Linked DNA regions of Mus musculus: region 1 is linked to region 2. The links are chromatin loops, found by intact Hi-C in ENCODE. Cell type or tissue: left cerebral cortex. All regions are shown on one strand. Links, peaks and the distances in the headings refer to the core of each region. The heading gives the core; the rest is flanking DNA. Region 1 overlaps Abr (active BCR-related gene). Region 2 has its middle 7.4 kb from the start of Abr.

The links. Peaks named below come from ENCODE experiments on the same cell type or tissue, not always from the same donor. Only the 100,000 strongest peaks of a DNase experiment are listed, where the experiment ranks them.
Region 1: a loop joins it to region 2, with 2.4 times the contacts of the local background. A loop is called at or near these places in 24 of 42 quality-filtered maps.

Annotation. Positions count from the first base shown.
Region 1 is chr11:76,521,964-76,529,963 of GRCm38, reverse strand. All of the region lies in intron 1 of Abr (active BCR-related gene), which reads left to right. Among named protein-coding and RNA genes, the nearest start is that of Abr, 45 kb to the left of the region's middle. In left cerebral cortex, for the core only: a CTCF peak has its summit at 4,842 (motif pointing left); DNase peaks (open chromatin) are centred at 67, 4,811 and 6,401; H3K27ac peaks cover 3,217 bases.
Region 2 is chr11:76,573,233-76,584,408 of GRCm38, reverse strand. It overlaps a transcript of Abr not described here. Among named protein-coding and RNA genes, the nearest start is that of Abr, 7.4 kb to the right of the region's middle. In left cerebral cortex, for the core only: a CTCF peak has its summit at 6,335 (motif pointing right); DNase peaks (open chromatin) are centred at 6,347 and 6,609; H3K27ac peaks cover 747 bases.

The DNA.
Region 1 (8,000 bases), core at 1-8,000, 53 kb after region 2:
CAAGCCAGGCAGTCTAGTTCCAGAGCTTGAGTTCTTCTTACCAAATGTTCTGCTGACTCTTCCCTTCCAGAAGGATGACTGTGAGTCAGCTCATGTGACCTCCCCCAACCCAGGAGAGGCAGAGGGAAGGAGTGAGCACACGTTAACCTACCAGTTCTGGAGGGACAGCTGGGGACAGTGCTGTGAGCTGTGCGTGTTGGTGGCTGTACTTTGTGCTTTTGCAGGAGTGTGGGGTTAGGGAAGCTACTGTCTGTGCACTTCCCACCCCTCCTCTTTTCCCTCCTTGAGTGGTTGTTTCCTGGTGGGGGTGGGCTTGCATGGACCACATGCCTATGCAGCTTGCCTAAGTCTGTGGAAGGGCCCTGGGCTCTCAGGAAGGAGTCCAGATCTGGGGCTGAGGATGAGTGGCAGCCACAGAGGGAGCGGGCTGTCAGATCGGGGAGCACAGCTACCATGTGTGAGGTCTGTCCTGTTGTGCCTCTGTTATAGTTGGCAGTGTATGCGCTACCCACACAGCATGTAGCTGGCCTTCTTAGGCTCTTTCCCAAGGCCAAGACAGTAAGAAATCAGAACAATAACTTCAGTGCTGATAATAACAGCCAGCACCATCACTTGTTTACATGCCAGGTTTTACCTAAACTCACTCTCTTGGCGGCCACAAGAGCTCTATGAGAGCCTGCGTGCTGCTCTTCCCTTATTTTATAAACACAGAGGTTAAGCAGTTTGCCCAAGTCACACAGCTAATGATGAATTCAGGAAGCCTGGGAGTCTGGGCACTGTAGGCCTCCTCTGGCCTTCCATTCAGAATCCCACCTTCACTTTTTTTTTTTCTCCTGAGAGACTGGGATGTATCATTTACCTGCCCATCTGTCCCGAGTGTGAAATGTGATTTTCATTATCAGCCAGGCCGAAGTTTGTGTGCAAACAGTGTCTGCCATTGTCTTCATATCCAGGCACGGAGGGGACAGTTCTAGCTCTATTTGGAACAGAGCTAGCTGACCCTGTAACCCAACTGATCTCCCTAGAGCAAGGCAGGCCCACTAGCCTGGAGGCCTGGTGTCCATTGTCTCTTGGCCTCTCGTATCCAGCCTGTTCTCTGCAGCTATCCTTGCTGTGGCAGCCAAGCAGAGACATCTGACTCCTCATGTCTGGCCTTGTGGTTGGTTCCTGATGGAGGCTGCTATTCTCTGGTGATGAGGCTGGGATATCTTACTGCCAGGTGAAAGGATAAGCCTCTCCAGGCTGAGTGGGGACTTAGGTGCTTATAATAGAGGTGAGGCTTGGGGCTGGAGAGATGGCTCAGTGGTTAAGAGCACTGACTGCTCTTCCAGAGGTCCTGAGTTCAATTCCCAGCAACCACATGGTGGCTCACAACCATCTGTAATGAGATCTGATGCCCTCTTCTGGTGTGCGTCTGAAGACAGCTACACTGTACTCATATAAATAAATAAATAAATTAGAGAGAGCGAGAAAGAGAGCGAGAGAGAGGGAGGTAAGGCTCCTCACCAGGGCAACTGATGTCATGGGGAAGTCCTCTTCCTTGCCATGACCCCTGGACCGTTCACCATCCTCCCAGAGACACTGCCCACTGACATCATTCTGTGGAGATAGACTGAGCTCTGGAGTGGGAGCCTAGGTGCTGCCTGATGGGAGAGGAAACACTGGAATTAGACCCCACAAATGCCTGGTAGCTCTGCTTAGAACTGAGCCAGGATGTCTTGTGCCAGGATGTTGATCACAAAGCAGGATGCAGTCAGCTAATCAAACCTACCTTTGCAACTGGAGAGGGACACCAGGGTCTGTATCAGCCACCTTGCTCTGGTACCTCTTTTTTTTTTTTTTTTTAAGATTTTTAGAATTTTGTCTGTATGTTAAGTGCAATGTGTGCATGCAGTGCCTGTAAAGGCCAAACGAAGGCATCGCATAGCCCCTGGAACTGGAGTTATAGATGGTTATGAGCCCTGATGTGGGTACTAGACTCAAACTTGGGTCCTTTGAAAGAGCCGCAACTGTTATTAAGCACAAAGCTGACTATTCCCTTGCAAGGGTTCTTATCCCTGGTATTGATCCCTCTCCATTTTCTTTTGTAAAATAAATATGTTTTATTCAGGCATGGTAGTACACACCTTTAATCCCATCACTTGAGAGGCAAGAGGAACTCTGTAAGTTCCAAGCTAGCCAGAGTTATAATAGTGAGACCATGTCTTTGAAATAAAAAAGTATTTTACTTTTTCGGTAGTATGATATACATGTATATGCCCTTTAAATTTGCCGTTATTTTAAGTGCACAGTTCTGTGGGCTTAAATACATTCATGATTGTATGACCACCGTGTGTGACTGTCCCAGGCTCTTCTCATTCTGCAGTGATATTGCCCCACTCGTCAGCAACACCCACTCCCTCTCCCAGCCCCAGCAACTCCTGTTTATACTTTCATTTCTACAATGGGGTACCACACTTATTTATTTTTGTGACCAGCTTATTTCATATAGCATAATATCCTCAGGGTTCATTAGGACTATACCATGGGCTTGAATTTCTTTGCATCTTGATGTGGAAGATACTCCATTGCTTATAGGTGCCACGTTTGTTTATCCCTTCACTCCTGGGGACCTTGTGTTGCTCCCACCTTTTGGGTCTTGTAATAATGTTCTTGTGGACTCCCTTCATATGGGCTATCCTTGGATTTTACTTGGTGCTGGGGCTGTGGACCTGGCCTTGGGGGTAATGGTAGAGAGCAGGAGAGTCATAGCCACGTGGAGGGCCTGGCCTGTGCAGCTGAGGCATGAGAATCAGAGAGTTCAAGGCCAGCCAGGGCTACATAGCTTCTGGGTAGCCTGATCTATGTAAATCCCATCGCAACAAAACAAACAAAGCAAACTCAAGATTTGAGGGCTCCTGGAACCAGCACCTTCTGAAGGACGACGTTCCAGATTCCCAGAACAACGTGTTGAGTTTCTTGTTTTACCAGCAGGAGGGTGTCTGTGAGCTGGCATAGGAAGAAGGAAAGTATGGGCGTGGCATCTGTGAGCCTGGGATTGGCCAGATGATCACATAGAAGAGCTGGATTCCTCTGTTAGTGTTCTTGGTTATGTTATAGGACCAGGCTAACCCTTGAAGCCCTGACTTACCACAGGCAAGGCTGCCTCTTGCTTACAGGTCCATTGCAGGTAAGCAGGTTAGTTGGGGACCATCCTGGATGGCGCTATGGCCTCCAAGGCCCACGGCCTCAGTGGATGAGGAAGAGTGATTGTACATGGTTTCTCTCTGCCTCTCTGTCTAATGTCCACTTAAACTTTGGTGGCCAGAAGTGCTCACAAGGCCTCGTCCAACTGCAGAACAGCTGGATAGGGTGGACCTTGGTGGATCCAGAAGGAGAGGAGAACGGGATATTGTTGAGTGCTGGACGTCATGTCCAACATGACACCTGTGAGAAGGAAGAAGGCCCCCAAGCTTGCCTTGTGGCCAGGGTGGTCCTGGCATGTGAGTGTGTGCCACTGGGCTGAGCTTTCTTACTGCCATTGTCTCATGGAATACTCACAATGAAATTATCATTCCATTACACTGTTGAGGAATCCACAGATCCAGGCCACAGCCTCAACCACAGCCACCTGCCCCAAGGTGATGGCTATGGTTGCTGGCAAGTGCTCACTTATGCTGGAGCTGACCAGAGTAGTGGATGTTAGAGGTGGGTGGGGAACCCATGTGTGTCCACTTGTGCATAAGGAGATGGGCTTGGCTGTTCCTGGGCTCAGATTTCACCTGGCTTTGCCTCTATAGCCCCAGAAAGTAATACTGTTGTAAATTTTAATGAGTTCTCTTTGAAGCAGTAAAATCACTGCTGTTCTGTAGCCGAAAGAGGGCATGGGGACCTCTTTTAGTTCTGCTAGTAAAAAAAAAAAAAAAAAAAAGCTTTCTGAAGTGCTGGTAACTGAATCCAGGTGTTCATGTATGCTAGGCATATGTTCTGCCACTGAGCCACATCCTCAGCTTCAACGGTGGAGTTCTTTTAAGGTTTGGGGGGGGGGGGCTCTGGATGGAGAGCCAGCAGCTGGGACGGAATGCCATAGATAGAGTGAGGTCTCCCAGCCACATTGAGTAGAGTGCCTGGGTTGTGTGAGGTGTGCAGGAGTGTACAAGTTGGGAGTGCCTTTGTCCACTTCTGTAGGGTAGTATGGAAGTGGGGAGCCATATGCCCTTGGGGATTCTGGAACTGGTGGCTGCCAACCCATAGCATCACTCTGGATCTCTCACTGACTCCTCTAAGCCTCACGATACTTTTCTCTGAGCTGCCTGCCCCTTACTGCTTCTCAGCACTGGATTGAAAATCATTTAATGTTTCATGAATACCCTAAGGACTCATAAAGGCATTTATGGGAGAGGGCTCTGAGGAGGCCATTGCAGGCAGGTGATAAGAGCCTTTGGATTTGAAGATCATTATCATGATGGTCATCCCTGTCAGACCTCCTGGCTGCTCCCCCTTTTGTGGCTTTGTGGCTGAACATTTCCTACTGAGGACAAGGAAAGACAGAAAGGAGCCTTAAATGAACCCAGTCCAGGTTCCTTACTTGTTATCACCCCCAGGATGGTCCTGAGGGATGTTAGCTCTGACAAAGGTTAGAATTTCTGAAGATTGGTCAGAGCAACCTCCTGGACCCTACACCTTAAATAGCCAAATCAGTTGTTCTGAGGAGAGCTTAGAAAGCGTCTTAGGGACCGGTGTCAGTCAGCCAGCCAGCCAGCAGCTTTCCTGTACATGTGCTATGTGAATTCTGTTCTCCGTGCCTGAGTAACGGCTTGCAGACCAAAGCCATCTTTGCCCTCTAGTCTCCTGCCACCTAGTGGACAAACCAGAACATACCATTCAGAACGTGCCAATGGAAGCAGACCAACAACACTGTACACAGACCGTTTATTGTTGTTACTTTGGTCTCGTTGACCAAGTGATTTATTGTCTGGGAAATGTCCTCCTTATCGAGTGTCTCTCATTGTTCTCCAGGATATAATAAACACCCCAGTGACAGATGAAGAAGTGGAGGTGCCAAGAGAACGAACAACTTGCAGAAAACATAGAACTAGAACCTGGCCTTTCAAAGCCCTGGCTTGGCCTCAGTCTCATTAAGCAAGTGATAGGCTCCAGTCATGGAACTGGGGGTCAGCTCCTGCCCCTGCATCTGGCCTGTGATATCTTAGGAGGTATTTCTTGACTGGCTAGATTATTCACACATACAATAAGTCTCCCCTTCATTATGGATGGAAGGACATATGTTGGTTTGGTAGTGTCTGTCTTACATGTTCAGTGCACATATAACTGCCTTTCCTTTTTTTTTTTTTTTTTTTTTTTTTTTTTTTTTTTTTTTTTTTTCCATTTTTTATTAGGTATTTAGCTCATTTACAATAACTGCCTTTCCTACAGAGTAAGTAGGGTAGTTGTTTTCCTTTGTCTTGGTCAGGTGTGATGGTACATGCCTAGAATCTCAGCACTCAGCAGGCAGGAGCAGGATGATCATAAAATCAAGGCCAGTTTGGGCTATATCATGAGATCCTGCCTCTACAAAAGGGATATAGGAACTGAGATGGCTCGGTGGGGTAAGAGTACTTGACACATAAGCCTGAGGAACTGAGTTTGACCCCTAGCACCTCTAAAAAGCCAGGAGTCCCTGCACACCCCTGTAACCCTAGCATGGCAGCGGTGGGGCTGGGGATTAGAGACAGGAGAATCTCAAGGACTTTGTGGACAGTCTAGCAGAAAAATGGTTAGCTCCAGTTTCAGTGAGAGACCCTGTCTTAAGGGAATAAGGTGGAGAAGGGTAGAGGTACACGTGAGTACATACACAGAGACACAGGTATGGTTCAGAGAATTTGGGAATTTTAGTTTGCCTAAGGAGAAAATTATATCAGAGCATAAAAAGAAATCAGACTTGGTTCAAAGAGCAGGCTTTAAGTTGGGCTCAGTTGTTTTATTACCTGATGGCCCTGGTTGACAGGTGGAATTTCTTTGAGCCTCAGTTTGTGCCCCATTTATGTACAAAGGGGTAGATAATGCAGTGAGCAGTAGTACTCTTGACAGCCTGCCTAACTTTCAAGGATGGAATGAGCTCCTGGCTGTAGGGTTGCTGTGTACACTGGAAGTGATGCCGATCCCAGTCAGCATTTCTGTCCAACCCCAGAGCCTGGAAACTGGTGAAGATGTCCCCTTTTCTACCCTGAGCAAGTCGGCACACTTCTGCCCTTATATCAAGAAATGAGATTTCTTTTGTCTCCGACTTGGGAGCCCCGGCCTTCTCCAGTCGACCATGGTCTGTGCCTCCCTTCTCAGAGGAATCCTGGAGGTGGATGATCAGATCCCCATCTCCATGGCAACCAAAGAGGTCCTGCTGCACTCCCACAGAGGGCCTTGAGTCTGTTCCCAGCTGTGGGGGTGGAGCCAGAATGGAGAACTCCCAGTGACATTAGCCACACACCAAGCAGTGAGCTGCCACATGCCATTGTCCAGGTGACCAGCTGTCCCTGTGCTGACTTAGTGGTTGGATGAAGGTAAAGGAGCCATACTATGCTATAGATAATTGCTGTATGCTGACTCAAGGGACCTGGGTGAAGGAGCCATGGGCTAGCTATGCTCCTTGCCTGTTCACTGTATACAATCAGATCAGAAGAAAACAAAGCTCTTCCTGTACCCTGCCTTCTTCTCTATCCCCAGGCAAACTCTGGATCCCCTAAGAGTTCCAGCAAGCCCTGTTTCTTGCCAGCAACCTTTCCAGTGCTTAGGGAGGTGATGGCTTGCTGCTGACTGTGTTGTAGGGCTGCTTCAGAGTCTGAGCTCCGTTAGGCTTTGAACTGAGTTCTTATCTTAAATTGGTAGATTTCTGCATTTCTCAGATGTGGAATTGCACAGGGTTGGGGGAGTGTTAATAGCCCTGGTGTGACCTACATGAACTCAGTTCAGATCTCTGGGGTGGGAGCTGGTCACCAGGAGCTTCCATCGTGTGTGAAGTCGAGAACTTAAGTCTTAAAAACTCAGCATGTGAACCCCAGAGGTCTTTGATGCCTTCCTCCATGCTGAGGCTACTTGTCAGAGTGTGATTACTGCAACTTACAGAAGGTGCTGTGACAGCTGATAAGATGCTCGTCAGGTCCACCAAAACTGTGTGTAAGGGTCTGTGATTCATGGAAGAATGACACCCTGGACTGAAATGCAAAGAGTGCTTTATTCTGCAGAAGTCCAGCACGCTGGGGTCTCCCATCACCAGAACAGAGAGGCACCCAAGTGAGATGCAGGCCTGAGTTAAAGCACCTTAGGGAATTCCAGGGCAGGTGACCTCTATGTCAATCTGTTGGGCCCATCTCTAAGGACACTGGGGTGTGGGGGCTGGAATGTTGCTGGAGAGGTCTGGAACTGTTACTGAGGAAGTAGCTGAGGAAGTCTGGAAACTGCTGCTGACCCAGCAGTGTCCTTGCCTCAGGCCAGGTGGAGAGGAGGCTTCTGAGGCCTGGACTTGCCTGGAATTGCCAGTTTTTGGAATCAGAAATTTAGGCTTAGTCTCCTTAACTGCCGATATGAAGCCTGTCACGGAATCAGCCTAGCCTTTCTCACCTGTTTTTGTAGTATACGACCCAGGGGATGCTTGAGGGCATTCTGTGCCAAGGACACAGTTGAGGTTGCACTGATAATAGCGCTGTTGTTTATTTAGTGCTTGCCCTGGGCACTGCATATATTTTTCCCATAACAAGTCAATGAAAACTTGTCGGGTGCTGGGTTTACCGGTGTACACCTAGAACCCCATCACTTGCGATCATGGAGGCAGAAGGATCAGGAGTTCAAAGCCAGTCTTGGCTATGTAGCTGTTTGAGGCCAGCGTGAGTTACATGAAGCACTTTCTCAAGAGAAAAAGGAGCTGGGTATGTATTAAAACACACACACACACACACACACACCACACACACACACACACACACCACACACACACACACACACACACACCGGTGAAAGTGCCCTTTAAA
Region 2 (11,176 bases), core at 1,543-9,542:
CTGTAGACCAGGCTGGCCTCGAACTCAGAGATCCACCTGCCTCTGCCTCCCAAGTGCTGGGTTTAAAGGTGTGCACCACCACTTCCCAGCTCCATCTTTTTTTTTTTTTTTTTTTTTTTTTAAAGGCAGTGTCTCACTGTGTTGCCCAAACTGGTTTAACTCTGACCACAAGTGATCCCTGCCTCAGTCTCCCAGGTGTCTGGGACGATAGGCATGTACCCTCCACGTCTGCTCTCCTCCTTCATTTTTGCCTCTGCACTTGTTCTTCTCTCCCAGAATGCCTTGCCTCTCCACTCCTTTATTTGTGCCAGGGAAACAGTAGTTGTCGTTCCAGGTCTTAATGCAAATGCTACTTCCTTTAGAAGGTGTGTTGGATAGTTTGTGCCAACTTAACACAAACTAGAATTGTCTGAAAGGAAGGAACCTCAATTGAGAAAATGCCTCCATTAGATCTGGCTGTAAGGCATTTTCTTAATTAGTGATTGACAGGGGAGGCACAGCCATTGTGGGCGCTGCCATCCATGTGCTGATGGCCCTGGATTCTGTAAGGAGGCAGGCTCTGCAAGCCATGTATGTGAGTGTGGCCTCTACATCAGCCTCCGCCTCCAGGTCCCTGCCCTGTTTACGTCCCTGTTCTGGCTTCCTTCAGTGATGAACTATGATGTGAAAGTATCAACCAAGTAAGACCTTTCCTCTCCAACTTGCTTCGGTCGTGGGGTTTGATTGCAGCCATAGAAACCCTAAAACAGGAAGTATTTGGTTATTAGCTCAGTTGGAAATGGTGACCACCTATCCCAAAACATACTGTCCAGGCTACTCTCTGGATCCACCAGGTATTGTGTGGCATCTTTAGAATCTCAGGCATGTTTCAAACCTATAATCACAAAAATATTGGGCAAATAAACACTGCATTTAAAATAGTATTATTTTTTATGTGTATGAGTGTTTTGTCTGCGTGTATGTCTGTGCACCATGTGTGTGCAGTGCCCTCCAAAGCTAGAAGAAGGCATCAGATCTCCTGAAACTGAAGTTAAGTTGTGTAATGTCATGTTGGTGTTTGGAGTTGAACCTAGATCCCATGAAAGAGCAGGCAGTGCCCTTAACTCCTGAGCCATCTCTTCAGCATCTAGAAACCCTGTCTTGTGTAGGGTTTTAGAATAGCTGAACAGATAGTGAATAACTTTTCCAGCCTTCAGTTCCAGGGTATGCACAGTTTAATGTTCTCTCCCTCCTGCTGAAGAGAGACATGTGCAGGCATGTGAGAAAGAAGTGAGGAACAGGGGTATGAATTCTGGAGAGTCCTTGGGCTACTATGGTAGCTGAATGTCTTTGCACACATAAACTGTTTACCACATCACTGGCACAATAAACGTACATATTTGTAATTGTGACATTATTATTCCACTCTTCTCATTGGACTTCCATTACTATAATAAAGTTCTGGAGGCAGACTACTTTATAAAGAAGAGGTTTAGTTGCCTCTCAGCTTTGGAGGTCGGAAGTCCAAACAGCATGGGCCAGGTTCATGGCAGAGCTCATGTGCATCTCTCTCCCCCTACTCTCTCTCCCTCTTTATAAAGCCACTGGGATTCAATCATGAAGCTCTCCTTTAATGGCCTAGTTATTCGCCAAGGTTCTCTCTTTTGGACTTCTTGGCAGAAGGAGTGTGAAGTTCCTGGGTTCATTTCCCAACACTGCAAACAAACAATAAGACAAATCAAAGTCCCCAGTTCAAAAGGCCATATGCAGATTACGTTTCTACCCTCCTTTAAAAGAGAATTTATATATGTATCTCTGTTTCTCTCTGTCTCTGTCTCTCTCTGTCTCTCTCTGTCTCTGTCTGTCTCTGTCTCTCTGTCTCTCTCTGTCTCTCTCTCTCTGTCTCTCTCTGTCTCTCTCTCTCTCTCTCTGTCTCTCTCTCTCTCTCTCTCTCTCTCTCTGTGTGTGTGTGTGTGTGTGTGTGTGTGTGTGTGGTGTCTAAGATGGCTAGAAGAGGGTGTCAAGTTCCCTGGAGCTGGAGTTACAGGCTGTTTGGGCTTTCACGTGCAGGTGCTGGGAACAAAACTTGGGGCTGAAGAGATGGCTCAATTGTTAAAGAGTGTGTATTGCCCTTGCAGAGGACCCAAATCTCTATCCTCTTAATACTATTAACATATAACTTTACAAATTAGACTTTTGCATGAGTACAGAGGGCACAGATCATATTCAAACCAAACACTGGAGAGGAAATATAGGACCTAAAGTGAGTTAAATACACCAGAACAGCCTTACTAGGTAGCAGGGGAGAAACTGGCAAGAACCTGGGATTAAACCCTTGTGGGGAGTGGGGATGTAGCTCAGCAAGAGTGCTTACCTACTTAGTATGCATGAAATCCTGGTACCAACCTTTGTAACACCCAGACAGTCAGACTATCAGAAAATAGACAGACACACGTACACACTCCTGGAATATGGATCCTGATAGCCTCAGGTGATTTTCTGTGGTAAAGGCTCAATAAATGAAACCTTGCAGAGCCCAACAGACCAGGTGAGTCCTGCATTCTCTGGGACTTTATAGTTCACTCAACAGTCCCTGGGGATCCAGGAACACAGCATTACAGAAGGTTTCCTTAGCCCAGTCCTCCCACTGTTAATCAGACTGCCTGTAGACCCTCTTAAACGAGGTCCTTGAGTGGGCAGGAGGCCAGAAGCAGCTTCCACAACTTCTCCCATTATAGAAATGAAAAGCAGGTCTCCAGTCCTCCTGGTTAGAGGGCTTCAAGAGATATGAGTACATTATCAAGTCAACTCTGGGAGGCTTCCGGCTCTGGCCGGGGCAAAGCGGTCAACATCACCCTAGCAACCTGAATCTTCTTTCACAGATTCCCAGGGTTTCCACCCTACAGAGAGTAGAGGTTTCAGGCCAAGCGGGCTGCCTCCAGAGGCTGTGTTCTTCCATGAAAGCAACAGTTCACTTCCCTATTCCAAAACCAAATTGCCTTGCAAATTTGGGACAGGTCTAGGAGAAGGACTCCGGGCTACGGCTTCAGAAACGGAAATTCCCTTAGTGGGCTGAATCTTTTCTAGGTTTCTATTTTATTTCTATGTTGGAACCTGATTGGGTGAAAAAGAGTACAGCATAGGATGTTGGCTGCTTAGCAAGGGAGGCTGTGCATTGGGGAGTTCTTAGTTGGGGCTTCGTGTGAGCAGTGAGAGAATAATTAGAGCAGCTATTGTCCTGCCCCAAATCTGATTTTAGGTTCCCCTGGAGTCATTTCAAAGGATGTGGCCACATGTCAACCATCAAGCCCAGACAATCTATTTCCAGTTGCTGGAACCCAGATAGCTAAATATCTATACTGCTTAATTCCAGGTTCTTAGTAGCCAGGAACCATTCATTCGTTCGGTCCATCATTTGCACAACATGCTAGGGTTTGCTGAAAAGAGAACTCACTGTCTAGCAAGAGATAGCCCCGAATGGTCTTAATTAAAAAAAAAAAGTCTTTATTTTATGCATATGGGAGTTATGCCTGTGTTATGTCTTGATACCATGTGTGCCTGGTGCGCCTGGAGGCCAGAAGAGGGTGCTGGATCCTTTGGAACTGGAGTTACAGATGATGGTGAGCCACCATGTGGGTGCTGGATGCCAAATCTGGGTCCTCTGGAAGAACAGCCAGTGCTCTTAACGTCTGAACCGTCTCTCCAGGCTCTGAATGTTTTTTTTTAAGAGCACTAAAGAATTGGAGAGAGAGAAGCAGGTCTCTCTGGCTCAGTTGTTAGGAAAAGCCCCTTGGAAACAGTGGTATTTCAGTTTAACACCATAATGTAAGTAGGAGATGCTCAGGCAGAGTGGAGGAGCAGTGTTGGGGTTTGTTTTCCTGAGACAGGGTCTTATGTCAGTCAGACTGGCCTTGTGCTTATTATGGTCTTCTGGTTTCAGCCTCTCATATGAAGCAATAGTGGATATGTACCACCATGCCAGGATAGGGACAGGACATTTTCTTTAACTTTATTTAAAGATGTATTTTATTTTATGTGTATGGGTGTTTTGCCTGTATGTTTGTCTGCTTGGTGCCACAGAGGTCAGAAGAGGGGATATCAGATCCCATGGGTCAGATATTTGTAAACCAGCATGTGTGTGCTAGGAACTGAAGCCAGGCCCTCTGCAAGAGCAACAAGTGTTCTTTCTTTTTTAAGATTTATTTATTTTTATTATATTTAAGTACACTGTAGCTGACGACTTCAGACACTCCAGAATGGGGCGTCAGATCTCATTACAGATGGTTGTGAGCCACCATGTGGTTGCTGGGATTTGAACTTTAGACCTTCGGAAGAGCAGTGGAGTGCTCTTACCCACTGAGCCATCTCTCCAGCCCGCAACAAGTGTTCTTAAGCATTAAGCCAACTCTACTGCGCTTCGGACGGAACATTTTAACCAGCTGTGATGGTTTGTATTTGCGTGGCTCAGGGAGTGGCAGGATTAGAAGGTGTGGCCCTGTGGAATAGGTGTGTCACTGTGGGTGTGGGCTATCAGACCCTCATCCTAGCTGCCTGGAAGCGAGTATTCTGCTAGCAGCCTTCAGATGAAGATGTAGAACTCTCAGCTTCTCCTGAACCATTCCTACCTGGATGCTGTTATGCTCCTGCCTTGATGATTATGGACTGAACCTCTGAACCTATACGCCAACCTCAATTAAATGTTGTCCTTATAAGTGTTGCCTTGGTCATGGTGTCTGTTGACAGCAGTAAAACCCTAGCACACCAGCTATATCAACCTGTGCAAGAAGTCCAGGCAAGGGGCTGGAGAAATGGCTCACTGGTTAAGAGCACTGGCTGCTCTTGCAGAGGTCCTGAGTTCAAATCCCAGCAACCATATGGTAGCTCACAACCATCTGTAATGGGATCGGATGCCCTCTTCTGGTGTGCCTGAAGACAGCTACAGTGTAGTCATAATACATAAAATAAATAAATCTTTCATTCTTTAAAAAAAAAAAAGATTAAGTACAGGCAACTGCAGGAAGGAGCAGGAAGTGGTGTGTGTGTGTGTGTGTGTGTGTGTGTGTGTGTGTGTGTGCATGTGAAGTGATCCAAAGGGGTATGCAGGACAGGCCACAGGGCCTGACAGGTTATGAAAAATAATAATGGGTGTTAGGGTTGTATAGCTCAGTGGAAGAACACCTGCTTAGCATGCCCAAGATCCAGGGTTTGGTCCCTAATGTTGCTGAAAAGAGAGATGGGGTGGTGGTGGAGAAAAATGTGCCTTTCTCCAGATACTGCTGTAAGTGAGCCTTATAAAAGGGGAAATGGTATGTGCGAATTCTCTTACAGCATGCTGTCTGTGGCTTTGAGATGCAGGGAGACTTCCGTGAGAGCATCAGGTGTATGGCATCAGCCTAATGAGCCTGGGGCCGCTCAAACCAACAGATCCTTGACCACTTTTACTGATTTGCTACCTGTCTCGTTCTTCTTCACTTCCCCCTCCGTTAGGATCTGAGCCACGAGCAGAGGCAAGGAGATCTCTCAGATTTAGAGGCCAGATTGGTTTACAAAGTGAGTTCTAGGACAACCAGGGCTGTTACACAGAGAAACCCTGTCTCAAAAACCAAAGAAAACAAGAACGGTAACAACAAAACCCTCTTTGGTATGACAGTGACAGCTACACCTTTCAGTGGCAGTTACTCAATTCCCAGTTAAGAACCACTGTCTTGTACTGAGAGGACAAGGTTATGTTCAGCTGCATCTCAGGCTCCGGTAGCTGGCAAGCAGGGAGGTATGGAAATCTCTTCATTGAAGATGTTACTGGAGGAGACTGGACTTGGGTGACACACTTGGGAGACAGAGGCAGGCAGATCTCTGTGAGTTCAAGGCTACCCTGGTCTATAGAGTGAGTGCCAGGATAGCCAAGGATACTCAAAGGAATCCTAGCTCAAAAAACAAATACAAACAAACAAACAAACAAACAAAAAACCCAAACAAACAAAAACAAAAACTATGTTACTGGAGGGGCCGGGAGATGACTTATCAGTTAAGGGCACTTGTTGCTCTTTCAGACCTGGGTTCAGTTCCCAGCACACACATGCACACACACACACACCACACCCTTTCACATAGATACTTAAGCATATACATAAGTAAAAATAAAAACTACTCTTAAAAAAATGTTCCTGGAAGGTTTGTCTGACGGGAGAGTATTCTGCCCACTCTATTCTTGTTTCTCCTGGCTTTCTCAGACTTTGCTCACAATGGTTACCTGCAGCCCTAGATAAAGCCTGGTGGAAAGCTGAGATTTGAGTCCAAGTCCTTGGAGGCTGCCTATCTAGAACACCTTGTGTGGCTGAGGTGCCACTCTGGCCACCAGATGGCGCCCGAGAGTTCCTGTTCTCTGCCGCAGGACCAGTAGTAACAGGAATTGACTGCAGAGAGAAGTTGCCTTAAAAGAGGCCTGATGCTTAAAGAAACACCGCCACATAGCCTCGGACTGGACCCTTGAATCTGTAGAACAAGACTCTACCACGGCAAGCACCACTGTCCAGGGTCAGTGGCTTCTTTGTCTTTGCCTTCCTGGGTTTTGATTCCATCTCTTCCATGGCTCTTAGTTGCTGCAACTGTTCCTGAGCCTGAGGGGACTGGGCCAGCCAGGAGGAGGGTGGCGTCAGAGCTCCTGGCAGAGCAGGGTTGGAGCTGGGATGCATCTGCAGAACTCTGGCTGAAAGAGTAGGAAGTGCAGCCAGCTTCGGGGCAGTGAGGACCACAGAAGCACAGAGAGCCGGCCTGTGAGCGCTGGCCTCTGCGGGACTTGATTCTGTTGCCTTGGAACTAAGGAGATTGGAGCCTTTGAATTTGATGTCTGGGGTCATTGGGATTTGAGAATTCTTGTGTCTTCTTCGGGTGGCATCTTTCCAAATACTGATGGGGACTCAGAGGTAAGTAGATTGAGGGAGGGGGCTCTAGACTCTGGGGTAGAGTCTTCTTATTGACTGTAGGAAAAGTCTCCTGTTGACCCTTGGGTAGTGAGGGCTGAAAATGGTTAGTTGATGGTCATTTGAGAAGGTCTCCTCCTCAAATTGCTTTTGATTAGCCTCATCTAAGCCAGCTGCTCTACCGTGCTCTTTCTGGTGCCTGACTGTGCATAGGGCCTGGGAAATGTGTGTGTGGTGTGTCACTGCCGCTGTCTGTCCTTGGGTATTGTCCTGGTATGCATCAAGAGTGTGAATGTAGTTCTCTGTCTACATCTTGTCAGGGGTACAGACCTTTACCATGACTCAAGCTGACAAAACATCCACAGGGAAATGAGATGGGGTTGGGGTGTGTGTGTGTGATGGTAGTTTCTGTTGTCTGTAGATCTGTCTGCTGGAAAAGCTAAGAGGGTGTAAAGAAAGAGAATAAAGGACAGAATCTTGGACCAAGCCATCTCTGACAGGCAACTCATGGGATGCCTGGCCTGGGGAATTTTCTACTTAAATTGTTTTAAATTTACATTTATTCATTTATTATGTCGGGGGTGGGGGGTGGGGCATGAGTGCCACAGCACATATGTGGAGGTCAGGAGAGATCAGAGGACAACTTATGGAGAGTCTGCTGCCTACCATGTGAGTCCCAAGGATAAAACTCATGATGTTCTCAGGCTTGGTAGTGAGCACTGTACCCGCTGAGCCCTTCCATGGCTCGAGGAATTTTCTTCTTTCCAGACCTCAGAACTGAAGATGAATTTTGAGAACAGTAAATGCTACTTTGCTCTACCTAGGAAAAGGGAATGAAATAGGGTTTGAAAGCAGGCTACTTGCCAGGCATGGTGACACACATGCCTCTAATCCCAGCAGTTCTCTGTGAGTTCAAGACCAGCCAGGCCTACATAGTGAGTTCAAGACCAGCCAGGGCTACATAGTGAGAATGAAAACAAAACAAAAAACAAACAAAAAAGTCCAACCACACACATACAAGTACACACCAGGAAACAGAAAAAACAGGCTACCTCTCTCTGGGTCTCTGAGAAAGCCAAGTTTACAGTCTTTCAGGGCTAATAAGATATCTGGAGGTCATCTACCTAATCTACCTTCTGCACCTGTGAAAACTAAAGTTGGAAAAGCCTGAGTCTGGCCTTAGGCAGGTAGGCAGAGGGCTAGGGACCTGGCCTAACACAGTCATCGGATTGCTTTTCAGCTTGTCTGAGGGGTCATCTGACCTGTTGTAGTAGATGTGGTTTTGTGTGGCAAACAGTTCTCTTTTTGTTTACTTATTGGTGCCCCCTGGGAGTTCTGGAATGGCACTATCTTGCCTTTTCGTGTAGCTCCAATTTCTCCTTTTCTGGGTTTAATGCTTCCTTTATTTATTTGTTCCTTCCTAGGCCAGTATAGCACTACCCACGTGGACTTGATTCATTTTCAAGTGTTACCATCTGCTGGCTGGCCAGTGGCTTAGCCTTTCTGTGCCTCCATTTCTTTACCTGTGAAATGGAGCTAACATAGCTCCTATCTTGCTTGCTTGCTGTTAGGGTCAGGCCAGGTGAACTTTGTAAAGCATATTGAGCAGCACCTGGCAGTTAGGCACCAATCAGGGTTAACTATTTTTAATTTCTATGACTCTATGCACTTTAAAATATTTTTATTTTATCGTATGAGTGTTTTGCCTGCATGTATATCTGTGCATTGTGTATGTGTCTAGCAACTGCAGAGGCCAGAAGAGGGTGTCAGATTCCCTGGAAACTGAAGTTGCAAATGGTTTGAGTTGGCATGTGGATGCTAGAAATCAAACTTGGGTTTTCTGGAAAATCACTGTCTCTCCAACCCATCATCTGTATTTTATTAGTTTATTCTCATGTATTACATCCCAACTGCAGTTTCCTCTCCTCAGCTTTTTTTTGGGGGGGGGCGGATTTGAACCCCTGCCTCAGCCTTCTTTCTGAGAGACTGGAATCACAGGTGTGCATACACAGCAACACCTGGCTTAACATGCATTTTTGAATGACAGTCAGCTGAGCTTTTGGCATATACCTGGTTATGTGTGAGTTCACATTGCTATAATAGCACTTTTGGAAGTTTACCTACACTGATGCTTCCTGGTTGGCCCCAGCAATAGAGACACTTTCGTTTGTTTTGCTAGCAGTGGCCACTGGGTGATCAGAGACTTTTGGGTCCTTCCTGTGGTGCACAGCAAAGCTGTGTTGCTAATATGAGAAAGGAAGGAGAATGGCGATATAGGTAACATCACTGATTTTGCATCCTGGCTAAGTAGTTGGTAGACTTGAGAGCTGGTTGTTAGAGAGGCAATGAGTAGTACAACCCTGAGAATGAATAAAGGGGGGAGCTGCTGGTCTTCAGAATGGGATTTATCTCTCTTCCACTGAGCCTCTCAACTCAAGGCTGCGTAACTAACCTTAAATCCTGTGATGGGGGAGGAGCAGGCAGGTAACCATGGAGATGGGGATGAGGGGGGCAGGATAAGCTGAGTGCACAGGTTAGGGATATGGAGAGTGTTGGCCCTTAGGGCTGGACAGAGAATGGTTACTAGGGGCTTGGCAGAAGTGGTGCATCGAATGCTGATCAGTGTCTTGGAGTGCTCCACCCATCTGTACATCCAGACACTTAGCTGAATCGGGGTGTGTGTGTTGGGGGGGAGAGGTCCTGTCACAAGTATACCTCCCTGCTGCTCTGACAGATTGGGGCTGATAGCTGGAGTAGAGAGCACTTTAGGTTAGCAGGCTTTGGGCAAACTACAAAGAAGGATGCCTCTTTAACTCCTTAGTTCCCAGAGTGTATGTGTGAGTTAGGATCTTTCGCAACCTTTCTCTGCCCTCAGTGTCCCTTAATCTAACTGGGGGCTTTTGTTAGTCTCAATTCACCCAAGTGCTCCAAGACCCACCCACTTATCTCTGTAAACAGGCTTAGAATCAATCTGTGTGATGTGATTCTTGAAGTAACTACCCTTTCCCAAGACAGCGGGTCAGAAGTGTTGTTGTGTGATAAAACTTTTCCTGTGAGACACAACACACATTATTCACCTGAGACAGGGAACTAAAGTATAGATAGATACCATCAAAATCCAACTTGGTGATCCAATAGGTTTTATTGGGGGTTATTTACAGGAGTAGCAATGACTCGAAGACAGCTGCATCATCAAGGACCACCTCAGCAGGGGTGACAACTCACAGAGCTGGGAAACCTGGAGTATGCACAGCTTGCAGGGAGCTCAAAAGATGGGAGTGTCCTTTCCAAATGACTCTGGTCTAAATCTCTTCTTGCAGCTCAGTTGGCTTCAACTTCTAGCTGGACAGGTCTGAGTCTTCCTTCTGTCTGAGGGGAATTCTCAGATCTTGTTGCTTATTCTGGCAAGGAGGGGCCTAGTGAGTCTTGTTGGTTTCTGGAACTTCCTGAAAGGGTTGTAAAGTTGTTTTCCTTCCTGCTTAAGGAGCTTCCTAGCAGGATGGAATGTTTCAGTCTTGGGAGAAACTGTTACACATGAGGTGGGCAGATGGTTATGGGACAAAACTGCAAGGGCTTCCTAGCAGATGGTCTTGCATTTTCGGATCAGAAAAGATTTCCAGGGACCTTCAGTGACTTGGGTTATCAGTCAGCTGACAGCGAGGTGGCATGCATAGGATCCCAGCCCACACTATGTGGTTGGGTCAGTGAGCTGTGCCTTAGTTTTTCCATGTGGAAAATTCACAAAACCTAGAAAAGAGCTGTGCTTGGTAACACAGGCCTTTAGCCTTAGCTTTCTAAATCTCAAGATTAGCCCTCCATGACACACCTCCTCTAGTAAGACCATACTCTCTAATCCTTCCCAAACAATTTCAAGGAGCAAGTATTGGACTATATGAGCCTGTGGGGGCCATACTCATTCAAACCACCACATTGTCTCAAAAGGTAAAAAGAGAGCTGGAGATAGGCTTTGTGGTAGAGTGCATGAGTGCGGTCCTGGGTTCAATTCCTAGCACTGCATAAAGTGGGGCAAATGGAGGATAAGAAAGGAAGGAACCAGAAGTTAACAGTGGTGCTCATCAAGAGATCATCCTAGTGAAATTAAAAAAACAAAACAAAACAAAAACAACCCTCTTAAGATCTAGGCCACACACACCTAGTATTCAGTGTCCGTTATTAGCACTATGGCCTGCAAGATTGTATCTATACGCTACACTGTGTTGTGGAAAGAACAGTCCAGGGCAAGATCAGACACAATGTAGAATAACGCAAACTATAAC